3 separate regions of the Mus musculus genome follow, and regions 1 and 2 are each linked to region 3. A link is a loop called in an ENCODE intact Hi-C map of the cell type or tissue named here. Cell type or tissue: left cerebral cortex. All regions are shown on one strand.

The links. A loop is a pair of places that touch in the nucleus more often than their neighbours do. Peaks named below come from ENCODE experiments on the same cell type or tissue, not always from the same donor. Only the 100,000 strongest peaks of a DNase experiment are listed, where the experiment ranks them.
Region 1: a loop joins it to region 3, with 5 times the contacts of the local background. A loop is called at or near these places in 2 of 42 quality-filtered maps.
Region 2: a loop joins it to region 3, with 12 times the contacts of the local background. A loop is called at or near these places in 2 of 42 quality-filtered maps.

The regions. Positions count from the first base shown.
Region 1 is chr8:116,550,274-116,554,273 of GRCm38, reverse strand. No RefSeq gene overlaps it. Among named protein-coding and RNA genes, the nearest start is that of Gm39258, 23 kb to the right of the region's middle. In left cerebral cortex, no CTCF peak of the experiment used is centred here; a DNase peak (open chromatin) is centred at 1,838.
Region 2 is chr8:116,797,425-116,801,424 of GRCm38, reverse strand. It overlaps 4930563M20Rik (RIKEN cDNA 4930563M20 gene), which reads left to right and starts at 13. Exons shown (of 4, transcript NR_046193.1): 1 at 13-299; 2 at 1,219-1,364; 3 at 3,782-3,840. In left cerebral cortex, a CTCF peak has its summit at 2,249 (motif pointing right); DNase peaks (open chromatin) are centred at 498 and 766.
Region 3 is chr8:116,615,716-116,619,715 of GRCm38, reverse strand. All of the region lies in intron 2 of Cdyl2 (chromodomain protein, Y chromosome-like 2), which reads left to right. Among named protein-coding and RNA genes, the nearest start is that of Gm31367, 12 kb to the right of the region's middle. In left cerebral cortex, no CTCF peak of the experiment used is centred here; DNase peaks (open chromatin) are centred at 714 and 1,551; H3K27ac peaks cover 834 bases.

The DNA.
Region 1 (4,000 bases), 65 kb after region 3:
AAACTATCAGGGGTTTTAACTATGCAATGAAATATTTGTGAGAGAGATGGCTAATGATGCCAAAGATATCTAACATATATATATATATATATATATATATATATATATATATATATATATATATATGTGTGTGTGTGTGTGTGTGTGTATACATATATATAAATGAATATATATGACTATATAATAGCTGTATATTATAATATACAATCATTATATATAATATATTATATATAGTATATACACTATACATTATATATTACATATATTATGCATATAACATACATAGACTATAATATATAGTCTACTAATACTTAACATGTTAGAAATTAAATTGAGATATTATATTGGGTCACTACTGATAACAATAAGCCTGTTAAGTGTTAATATGAATGTTTTATGAAAATAATCTGATTTAGATAAAAATAAAGAGTACCATCCTTTTACATTTTATTCAAATCTCTCTAATGTCTAGTTTAATCTATTTTTCTGTCTGTTTCTATATTCAGTCTGTTGTGATAGCTCATCTCACACAGTTTCTGGAATATTCTATGAGATATGCAGGAATGTTAAAGTGAGAAAAAATAGTGTCTTAACATCATTGATGTGAGAATGGCTCAGAGTAGCAGGGCCCCTGGGAGGGTCGTAGGAGCCCTGGGGATACTTGGATCACAGCTTTGAACCATTGCGCCATGTCACAGGTCATCTAAGAGAGGAAGGAGGGAGAAGGTAGACATATTTATTTGAGAGCTGCAATGGTGTCTATTCTGTATTCCTTTCTCTTGCTGTGATAAAACACTCAGAACAAAAGAAATTTGGAGGGTGAATTTTTTTTTATTCTGGATTACAAGTCGTCATTGAGAGACATCAGGCCAGGACCTCAAACAGGAGCTTGAAGGAGAGACCACAGAGGAAGTCTGTTTCTGGCTCAGTCTTTCAGCTCCTACTCAGCCAGTTCCATAAAGAACCCAGGACCACCTGCCTAGGGAATGGTGGTGCCCACAGGAACTGGTTCTCCTGCACCAGTTATCAAGACAGTTCTGTCCCTTCCAGGCCAATCTGATCTAGGCAGATGACTCCAGTCTGTGCCAAGTTGACAATCAAAGCTAGCTGGAGTGGTGCTCCAGTCCTGGCAGTTAGGTAGAGTTGTGTTGGGGCTGGAGACTTGAACTCAAAGGAAAGGAGTTTACTGATCTGATTGGTCCTGGTATGAGATCCATGCATAAGGAGTAAGGGCTAGCTGTACAAGAGGGCTTATGATGACAGGCAGAGCATGGCTGTCTCAGAATGACTAGGACAAGCCAAGCAGCCACCAAGTACTTCCTGGTTCACGTCTCCCTATTGTTAATGACAAAACTAGAGCGGCCCAAAGAACTGGACTGCCTGTGTGAGCCCTGGTACGCAGAAGGGCTGGGCATGGAGGAGAGAGAGGGAAACATCTACCTGGCTACAGCTCACCTCCTTGTTTTCTTGGCTTCTGTCCCAGTCTTCCTTTGCTTTGTTAGTTTTATTTTTTACTTGACCCAGTCTTTTCTTTTTTTCTTTTCTTTTTTTTTAGTGTGGCTATATACCAAACTACAAAGGAAATGTCCAAGTTGTGAGATTTTAAAAATGTGGCTATAGTGTGATCCAGGGTAAAGGCTTCACAGTGGTATTTCCTTTTCGTTTTTGTTTTTGTTTTTGTTTTTTAAATAGCTTTTTAAAATATCAAGAAACAGTTTTGTGCCAGGAAAGTAAATGCTAAAGCCAGCCTGATTAAGACCGAAACGGCAGATGTCACCAAATTTCCAGACACGTGCAATTTCCTGGTGAGTAACAACTGCTAACCAGGGCTGCTGAGTCACTCGGCTGAGATCCACGCACTCTGGGCTCTTTCTCTCAAGAACATCTTATCTGCCCACTGCCATCTTGGCACCTTGTCCCCAGGCTAGAGTATGACTTAGTCTTGAAAATGCTAAGACCTGTGTTCAGTCCTCTCAAGCCATGTGAAAATGTGGGCCATGGCACATCTGTAACCCCAGTGCTAGGGAGGCAGAGACAGGACGGCCTCTGAAGAGCTAGTCCAGTGTAATTGGTGAACTCCAGGTCAGTGAGACTGTGTCCCTTAGGGGGTGAACAGAATTCCTTTTGGCACTAGAGTTGTCTATCAGTCTCTACATCCACACGGAGAGGATCATATGCACATGTATATCTGCATCACATGTGCACCTACACACACACACACACTCACACACACGCTACACACACTCACACACACATACACACATATACATACACACACACACTCACACACACACACTCACACACACATACACACACACACATACACACACACTCACACACACATACACACACACATACACATACATACACACACACATGCACACACAGACAGACACACACACAGACACACACACACACATACACACACAGACAGACACACACACACACAGACACACACACACACACACACACACACACACACACACACACCACTCCTTATATTCTTTCCAGTATAGATTGGGACAAGCAATTGGATGGGCAAAGTCATGAGTTTAGCATCATGTGAATCCTTTAGAGTTGCTGACACATTGCAAATCAAGTTGAGAAATTAAGAAAGCACAGTTTTAAAAGCATCTTTTGCTTGCAACCAGTCAGGGACCATATTCTCTGAAGCCCACCTGCCTGGCTTTCCTTTCAGTCCCCACCCTTTTACAACACTGTGCTAAGTCCTTTCAGCCTCCTCTTCCTGATCTACTCTCAGTTCCATCCAATATTTCATCCTCTTTTTCCCACCCTTCCTGTCCATTACTCAATTTTCCAAATATATTTGTTTGTTTTAGCTCTACCTGTTAATGTAAAACTTGATATTATCACACACACACACACATACATATATACATATATATATATATATATATATATGTATATATATATATATATATATATATATATATATATATATATATATATAACACAATTTCATGGGCACATACAAGTTTGAGAATCTGTGTATGGGTACATGCGGGTACTTGTGCATAGGAATGGGGAGGCCCAAAGTTAATGTCAGGTTTCTTCGCTCTCTGAGTTTATTTCTTAATTTCTTTATTTCTTGAGTCAAGAGCTCTCCTTGAATCTAAAGCTCACCAATTGGTTAGGCTGGCTGTCTAGCAAAATCCAGAGATCTGCTGGTCTCTTTCTCTAAGTGCCAAGGTTACACATGACTTGGCTTAAACATGATATTGAGGATTCAAATTCAGGTTCTTGAACCTGTGTGGCAGGCTCAGTTGAGCAATCACCCTCCCTGTTCAACCTTTTGGTTGTTTTAATTCTTCTTGGTCACTGGGGATCGAACTCAGATCTCATGCTTTCAAAGTGTGCACACTCCTCAACTGAAGCTCCTTTCTCTGTGATAACTCCAGCCCTGTCAAGTTGACACAAAACTAGCCAGTATAATGTGTAAGGGAGTAGCCCATTGTGGGAAATGCCCTTGGACATGTGGGCCTAGGTTGTAAAAGAAAACAGAAGGAGTACTCCATGGAGAGGAAACCAGTACGCAGAGCTGCCCGTGGTCTTTGATTCAGTTTCCGCCTTCAGTTCCTGCCTTGGGTTCTCTTGATGATGGACTATAATCGGTAAGCCAGTTAAACCCTTTCCACTGTGTGGTGGTTTAAATAACAATGGCCCCCATAGGATCCTAAGAGAAATTGATGTGCAGGATTTCGGTATTCTTGGGACAGGCCTGACCATGACATTGGCTGGAGGAAGAGGAAAGTTTGGAATAGAAAAGCAGCTATATTCTTTAAGCAGGGTTTAGTGGGCCATCCTAATAGGAGTATGGACAACAAGGCTAAGGGTGATTTGAACTTTGGGAACCTAGCTCAAGAAGTTTCAGAGGGGAAGAATATTAAGATGTGGCCTAGAGACCATTCTTGTAATATTCTGGCAAAGAATGTGGCTGCTTTTCGCCCTTGTCCAAAAAAAAAAAAAAAAAAAAAAAAAA
Region 2 (4,000 bases), 180 kb before region 3:
ACACACGTATGTATGAGCATACGTAAGACCCGGCGCTCGGGCGCGCACGCTTTTATTTTTAAGTTTGGTTTTAAAACCTGGACTTGATGAAGCACCCAAGTTTCCTAATACTCCCTGGACTTTCCCCCTTTTAAGACTATCTCTTCTTAAAACTTAAAATTATATGAAATGATCATATAATCGCATTAGAAATGAACAAGCAGTGTTTTCCATTCACGGGAAGTCTGTCTCACCACGTTTACCCACAGTGTAGGGGACGAAGCTCAAAGCCTTGGGTGACCCGCAGGAGGTTCAGGCAGGTAGGCATCATAGGACCTCATTGCTTTCTGTGTGGCCTCTGGGGATCTAGGCAATTTAAAATCACCAGGAAAGCTAACTGTAGAGATGGTCCTTTGAACGTTTTATTCTCGGATTCCTTGCTGTCTCTGTGTGGTGGTGCCTTCCAGATGAGGACGCAGCCTCCCACGGGTTCCGACCACACCAGGCGCCGACAGAGAACAGATGGGCTTACTTCCTTTTTGCCCCACTTAGAAAAAGGGACCTTTTCTGTCGACCTTCTCATTTTCGCTCTAGTGACCCCTTCCCCGGAGCCGCTTGGTTTCTTCAGCTGTAGCTACATTTGCAAATCATGCTTATTTTTGGTAACCCAAAAAATATTTTAGACAGTGAAGTGCTCATAAATGTTTAGCAGTGGACTCTAGGAAGCGCACACACTTATGTGCCCTAGTTAGTATACATTGGCAACACGACCCAGCCTAGATGCCAACTGGCGGGGAAGCCTTGGTTTAGGAATTTCCTAGATCAAATTGGACTGTGGGTATTTCTGGGGAAGGGTAATGTGATGGTTATTCCTGGTTGTCAACTTGACTATATCTGGAATGCACTACAGTCTGGAAATGGAGGGCACACCTGTGATGCAGATCTTGAGACTGAAAGACAGACTTCTGAGCTGGACATTGACATGGTTTTGATCCAGATCTTGAGGCATAGTGGCCGTGAAATGCTTAGGCCCAGGCAAGGTAGTACACACTTTTATCTCAGGAGACTTAGCCGAGCAGATCTCTGAGTTCAGGGCTAGCCTGAGATAGAGAAAGTTCCAAATCCAGGTGTGGTGATACATACTTTTAATCTGGGCCACACCTTCTGTTGGAGACCTACATAAGGACAGTGGAAGATGGAAGGCTCACTCTTCTTCGTCTGCTTGCACTTACTTGCCAGCACATCTGTTGGAACCTGCTTCTTCAGGATTCCAGCTTATACAGAAGACCAGCTGAAACACCCAGCCTCGCGGGACTGAGCAACTACTAGATTCTTGGAATTCCTGTTCACAGCTGCCCATTGTTGGGTTAGTTAGAATGCAGACTGTAAGTCATAATAATAAGTTCCCTAATATATAGAGACATTCTATAAGTTCTATGATTTTAGAGAACCCTGACTAATATAGGTGATTGTCCAAAGGACCCAGTCCACTGTAGATGGTACCATTTCCTAGACATGTAGACCTGGGCTGAGTAAGGATGCCAGGGAGGCACAAGAGAGTGAGCAAGCCAGGAAGTGATCTAACAAGCACTTTGGCTTTATGGTTCCCGCCTCCAGGTTTCTGCTCTGACTTCCCTCAGAAATGAACTGTGACCTGAAAGGGTAAGCCACATTAACCCTTTCCTTACCCAAGTTGTTTTTGGTCAGCATGTTATTTCAGAATGAAACTGGAATAAGCATGAAGGTTTGTCACAGTACCACCACAATAAAGGACGTATAGATGACTCATGCCTGTAAATGAAACACGTGAGAAACTGGGCTATGTAGAGAGAGGGAATGAATGGATGGAGCTCAAGCATATCAGAAAACATACTTAAATTCACAAGACATGGTACCCGAGGCCAAGCACTCTACTTAGGGTTGAGATCTTGAGAGAAAGTTGCCCCATAGATAGGTTTTACCCAGATCTTTTTAGAGGTTGGTCAGTCTGTCAGTCTCCTCCCTCTCCCTCTCCCCCTCTCCCCTCCCCCTCCCTCTCTCCCCCTCCCCCTCCCTCTCTCCCCCTCCCCTCCCCCTCTCCCTCTCCTCCCCCTCTCCCCCTTCCCCTCCCTCTCTCCCTCTCCCTCTCTCCCCCTCCCCTCCCTCTCTCCCCCTCCCCCTCCCCCCTCCTTCTCTCCCCCTCCCCCTCCCCCTCTCCTTCTCCCTTTCTCTCTGTATTTATGTGCACACTACATGGTGCAGTGCCCAAGGAGGCCAGAAGAGGGCACCAGATTCCCTAGAACTAGAGTTACAGGGAGTAATGAGCCGCTTGTTTTGAGTCCTGGAACCAGACTTAGGTCTTCTGGGAGAGCAGCAAGTACTTTTAACTGAGCCATTTCTCCGACTCTCTTTACAGATCTTACAGTCGAGCCTGGATAGATTGACAATGTAAAAAAAATGTTACTTGCGAGTAGAACTCAACATGGAAGAAAGAGAAAGGCAGAAGTGGGTGACTCAGGGTTCTAACTACTTGGCCACATTCTGGGCCCACTGCTTCCAGACTTCTCCTGATCAGTGTCTAAAGGTCGTGGCCTGTTGTATAGGAGGTGGACAGTTTTTATCCTCTATACTTCAATCTTTTTGCATATGTGTCTTTGGTCATATTCTTTTCTTTTTCCCTCCCTCCCCTCTCCCTTCTCCCATTTCCACTCCTTCCCCTCCCTCCCTCCCTCCCTCCGTCTCTCCCCTCCCCTCCCCTCCCCTCCCCTCCCCTCCCCTCCCTTTCTTTCTTTCTTTCTTTCTTTCTTTCTTTCTTTCTTTCTTTCTTTCCTTCTTTCTTTCTTTCTTTCTTTCTTCATTCCTTCTTAGAACGAGTATCCTCTGTAGCCCAGGTTAGCCCCATACTCAAGATCTTCCCACTTCATTCTCAAGTACTGCAGTATCACAGTTAATTTTGCCTGTCAGTTTGATGGGCAGGCTTCAGGGCACACCCGTGAAATATCCCTCAGTCAGTTTGTCTATAGACTGATGAGTAGAAAGACCCATCCTAAACGTCCACAGCACTTCCAGGTGGCAGCCCAGACAGAAGGAAGTCAGAGAAAGAAATGCTTCTGTTTTCTGCCTGCTTGCCTTCATGTCATGTTGTCAGGTTCATCTACCCTGCTAGCATCTTGCTGCTACAGCTGTTCTCATTGACCCCAGAACCCAGCTCCTTTAGCCTTCTCAGATGTATCAAAGACAGGTATCTCTCCAGGCCTCAGACCTGTGCTTGTTGGGGTCTTGGCATTTGTGTAGTGTGAATACAGCTAGTAGTTGGCATTATGCAAGCCAATCTAATGAATTCTCTTTCAGTGTATAGTCATTTTGTTGCTTCTGTTTCTCCAGAGAACCCTGGCTAACACACAGGGTAATTATAGACCTATTTTTCCATGCCAAACATAGATTTCTTATGGAAAAACTATAGAGTACAAGGGTATGATTATTTTAACGCTCCTGCGCTATTTTGACAAAACTTTTTTTTTTTTTCAGTCTGTGATCCCCTGAGCACCATGGTACAACTGTGTGTCTGTCACCTTGGCTGGCATTAAGGCCAGAATCAATACTGGCATTGGAAACTCCTTTGCAATGTTGATAGGTGAAAAACAATACATTGTTGTTTTACTTGCATTTTCTTGATTAGTTGAGTGGGGAAACATTTTCTCCTATTTATTAATCATTCACATGTTTTCCTTCTGAATGGATGGCAATGGGGCATTTTGAGAATTACTGAAGTAGAATTTTCAAAGAGACTAATAAACTAGTCATTATTTTTTTTTAAACCTAGACTTACAATTGGAATGAGCCCGTGGTCAATAAGAGTGGAGTTCTGAAGAACCTTTCAGGGTAAGTGAGTCTGTATTTTATTGTGGTCATACTGTTTTTAGTTGGTCAATTGTATTAATTTTTAAGTGCTTAAAAATAAGGTAAAGTTATAAGTATGAGAAACAACCTGGGGTTATTGCTGAGACGGGAAGAAATGACATTCAGTGTAATGAAGGTACCA
Region 3 (4,000 bases):
TGCCTCTCTGTCTCCATGTCTCTTTCTTAAGAAAGATAGGCTTCAGCTGTGCTGAGCAGCTGTCCCTTTAGGGATCCCTCCCTCTCCTGCTCTGGTGGGAACTCCCCTGTCCTGACTGTCCACAGAGGCCACAGCCTGGTTCTTTTAAAGACCCATTTGTGCTTTAACCCCTGGGGACACTCCACCTCCCCAGCAGGTACCCTCATTCCCTTTGAGCCCTAGAGCAAAGCATGGCTGCCCAGTCAGTGCTCTCCAAGGGCCCGTGGACCCTCAAGCCCCGTGCCCACAGTTCTCTGATTTCCGAATATCATTTCTCTACATGTTTGGTGTCTGTCTGTCTGTCTCCCAGGCCTTCCGTGATTCACTATTCCCTGCATTGTTCCCGCCCATGCATGTCCCCTCCCAGACAGGTGGGCATCCTTTGCCATTTTCCATCCATCCATCCTCTGACAGGATGCCAGCCTTCTCTTCCAGGGTGTTCACTTCAACCTTCACACTCTCCATGCGGTTATTGCTTTCCCTTATCTGCAGATCAGAACCGAGGTGGACATTTAAAAAGCAACCCACACTGTCCTCGTGGGGAGAACTTGGGACCTGACAAAGGCAGAGCTAGACTCAGCACACCTGGAGGGTGGGCTGGAAACTGAACAGAGCCAAGTTGGTACTGTTGGCCTAGGAACCCCATTTTGGAAACCACCACCATTGACTAATAAGCTGTGGGTGGTAGGTGAAAACATAGGCGGTTGTGAGAGCCCAGGGGCCTCGCCGAAGAGTAGGCGTTCTTATGCCTGGGACCTTCCAGTTGCCTTTGTGACTCGTTGAAGTATGAGGGAGAACGTGGAATGGGAGAAGCAGGGTAAAGGAGCTATATTGTGAGATTCTGATGTTCGCAAAGGATGCTCTGTGGTCCTCGTGGTGGCTTCTAGAGGCAGCTGTTACACCCATATTAAAGTGCAGGAGGAGGCTACAGATGGCACAGGTTGGGCTCAGGAGACAAGCCCAGGCAATTTAACCCCAGAGCTGACCTCGAAGTAATACCCACCTGGCTTTGGGGGCAGCGAAAAGCAATTTGTAAACCCTGATTACCCACAAACATAACTGGGGTGTTCTTCTCTGACTTGAATCTGCAAACCTTTGATAAGATTAAGTTCACAAAAAGTACAACTTAAGGATGGTTGTTAGAGTGCTTGCCTGATGTGTGAAGTCTTGGGTCAGAGCCTCAGGTGCTGCATGCCTATAATTGTGATGCTCTGAGTGTGGAGCCCGGGGGTCAGAAATTCAAGATAATCCTTGGCTACCTAGCAAGTTCAGGGACAGCCTGAACTTGAGTCTTTCTCTCTTTCCCTCCCTCCCTCCTTTTTTCATCCCTCCTTCCTTTATCCCCTGCTCTCTTTCCTCTTTCCTGCCCTCCCTTCCTCTCTCTCTCCCCCTCTTCCTCCAACACAAAGTAAAATAAATATAACTTAAGACTGAACTTACTCTTAGAAAGCTCCAGCAGGAGCCTGAGGCTGAGTGGTCAGTTCTATGTTCCAGAATGGATAATGTAAATGAGGATTCTAGAGCGAGTGGGCGGGCTGGGCTGCCCCTGACTCATGCAGACTCTGCAGACTCTTGGACCAGAGAACACATTCCAGGTTTCTCTGGTGGGTCTCAGACAGGGTGGATTTCCAGACTGGTCAGGGAGACAAAGGAAAATTGTCAGTTGGTCTCACTCTGAGCCCAGTGGTCAGTCGTCGTCCTCAGTGACCCTCTGGCTTCTCTCAGTCCCCTCAGTACTGCCTCAAAACTGTTCTAGACATTTCTTACTCCCTGCTTTGATCTTGAAACCTGGCTCTCTCAGCCACTATTGCTTCCCAGAGCATTGGTTTTGTCCTGAAAGAGGCACAGGGTCATCTGATGTAGGATGACTTTGGGTATCTTGAGTGACAGCCCTCAACCTGCCTGTGAAACCTGGCCCACGGCTGTTCTTTTTGCTTTTGTCCAGTGCCAGCTACCTATGCAAAACCAGCACCGACCAGGCCTTTTGGTGTTCAGAGGTGGGGAGTTTTCAAAGCCAGTAGTACAAGGGCTTAAGGGCTTTATGCTTTGCCCTTCGATGTGTGGCAAGTAACTGGTGCTAATGGATGCATTTAAGCCCTTTGTGCTGTGAAGCTAAATTCTGGTCTAAGTTAGCCACTGCACTCTACAGAGGGTGCCGGGCTAGAATGGAAAAATCTAAAGCTCTCTAAGTAGGAGCAACCAAACCGCTGGCAAACCCAAGAGGGAAATTGACTTTCTCCAGTTAGGTCATGGCCTAGATTTTTTTTTTCAAGTTTGTTTATTTTAATTGCATTCATTCATCTAACTATCTATTGTCTGTCTCTCTGTCTGTCTGTCTGTCTAGCCAGTCACTCAGTCTCTTTGTATATGCACCAATCTCTGTCTCTCTGTCTTTCTGTGTGTGTGTGTGTGTGTGTGGTGTGTGTGTGGTATGTGTGTTTGTGTGTGGTGTGTGATGTGTGTGTGATGTGTGTGTATGTGGGGTGTGTGATGTGTGTGTGATGTGTGTGTGTGTGGTGTGTGTGTGTGTGTGGTGTGTGTGATGTGTGGTGTGTGATGTGTGTGTGTGTGATGTGTGGTGTGTGTGTGTGTGGTTGTGTGTGTGTGTGTGTGTGGTGTGTGTGTGATGTGTGGTGTGTGATGTGTGTGTGTGTGATGTGTGTGTGTGTGATGTGTGGTGTGTGGTGTGTGTCTGTGTGTCTGTGTGTGGTGTGTGTGTGTGATGTGTGTGTGTGTGGTGTGTGATGTGTGTGTGTGTGGTGTGTGTGTGTGTGTGTGTGTGGTGTGTGATGTGTGGTGTGTGATGTGTGTGTGGTGTGTGTGTGTGTGTGTGTGTGTGGTGTGTGTGATGTGTGGTGTGTGTGTGTATGTGGTGTGTGTGTGTGGTGTATGTGTGTGTGTGTGTATGTGGTGTGTGATGTGTGGTGTGTGATGTGTGTGTGGTGTGTGTGTGTGTGTGTGTGGTGTGTGTGATGTGTGGTGTGTGTGGTGTGTGGTGTGTGTGCATGTGGTGTACCATAGGGTGATTCTGGAGGTCAGAGGACAACTTTCAGCAGAAAGTCAGCTCTCTCCTTCCATACTGTGAGTCCTGTAGATTGAACTCAGGTCATCAGGTGTGGCAGTGAGCACCTTGACCTGCTGAGTCATCATATTGGCCTGCATTTATGTTGTTGTTTTTTTTTTTTTTAAATAAACTTTTACTGTACTTTTAAAGTCATTCCAAGTAAAGGAAGAAACACATGTTCTTAGTGTGGCACAGCTAATTCCTTGAACTGTATTTTTCTTTTTCTCCTCCCCCTTCTTTTTTTTTTTTTTTTTTTTTTTTTTACAAAAAACCTTAAAACTAATTCATATATGTTATAAAATATTCCAAGTACATGTCTCCCTCTTCTCCACCTCAAACCTTATTTAGAGGTCATTTCTGTTACTATTTTTTATGGTTGTTTCTGGACTCTTTTCTAGGTATATTATTCATTATTTTATGTAATTTATTAACATATATGTAATAGTTAAGTAGCTATTCAAATGTTGGTTGATTGAGCCATGAAAAGAAATAACATTTTCTGCTTATTACTTATTGATTGGCAATCATCAGCCATCCACCATCCATCTGTATCTGTTTGTATGTCTGTGTTTGTCTGTCTGTCTATCAATCTCACCCATCATCTTCTGTCTATGTATTATCTCCCTCCCTCCCTCCCTCCTCCCCTCCCTCCCTCCCTCCCTCCCTCCCTCCCTCCCTCCCTCCCTCCCTCCCTCCCTCCCTATCTATCATCTATTTACTCTGTTAGCTTCAGCTGTCAGCTTGACACAAACCTAGAATCATCTGAGAAGAGGGACCTCCAACCGAAGATCTGCCTGGCTCTGGTTGGCCCATGGCTATGCCTGTGGGACATTTTTCTTAATTGCTAATTGGTGTAGGAGGACCCAGCCCCACTGTGGGTAGTACCATCCCTTGGCA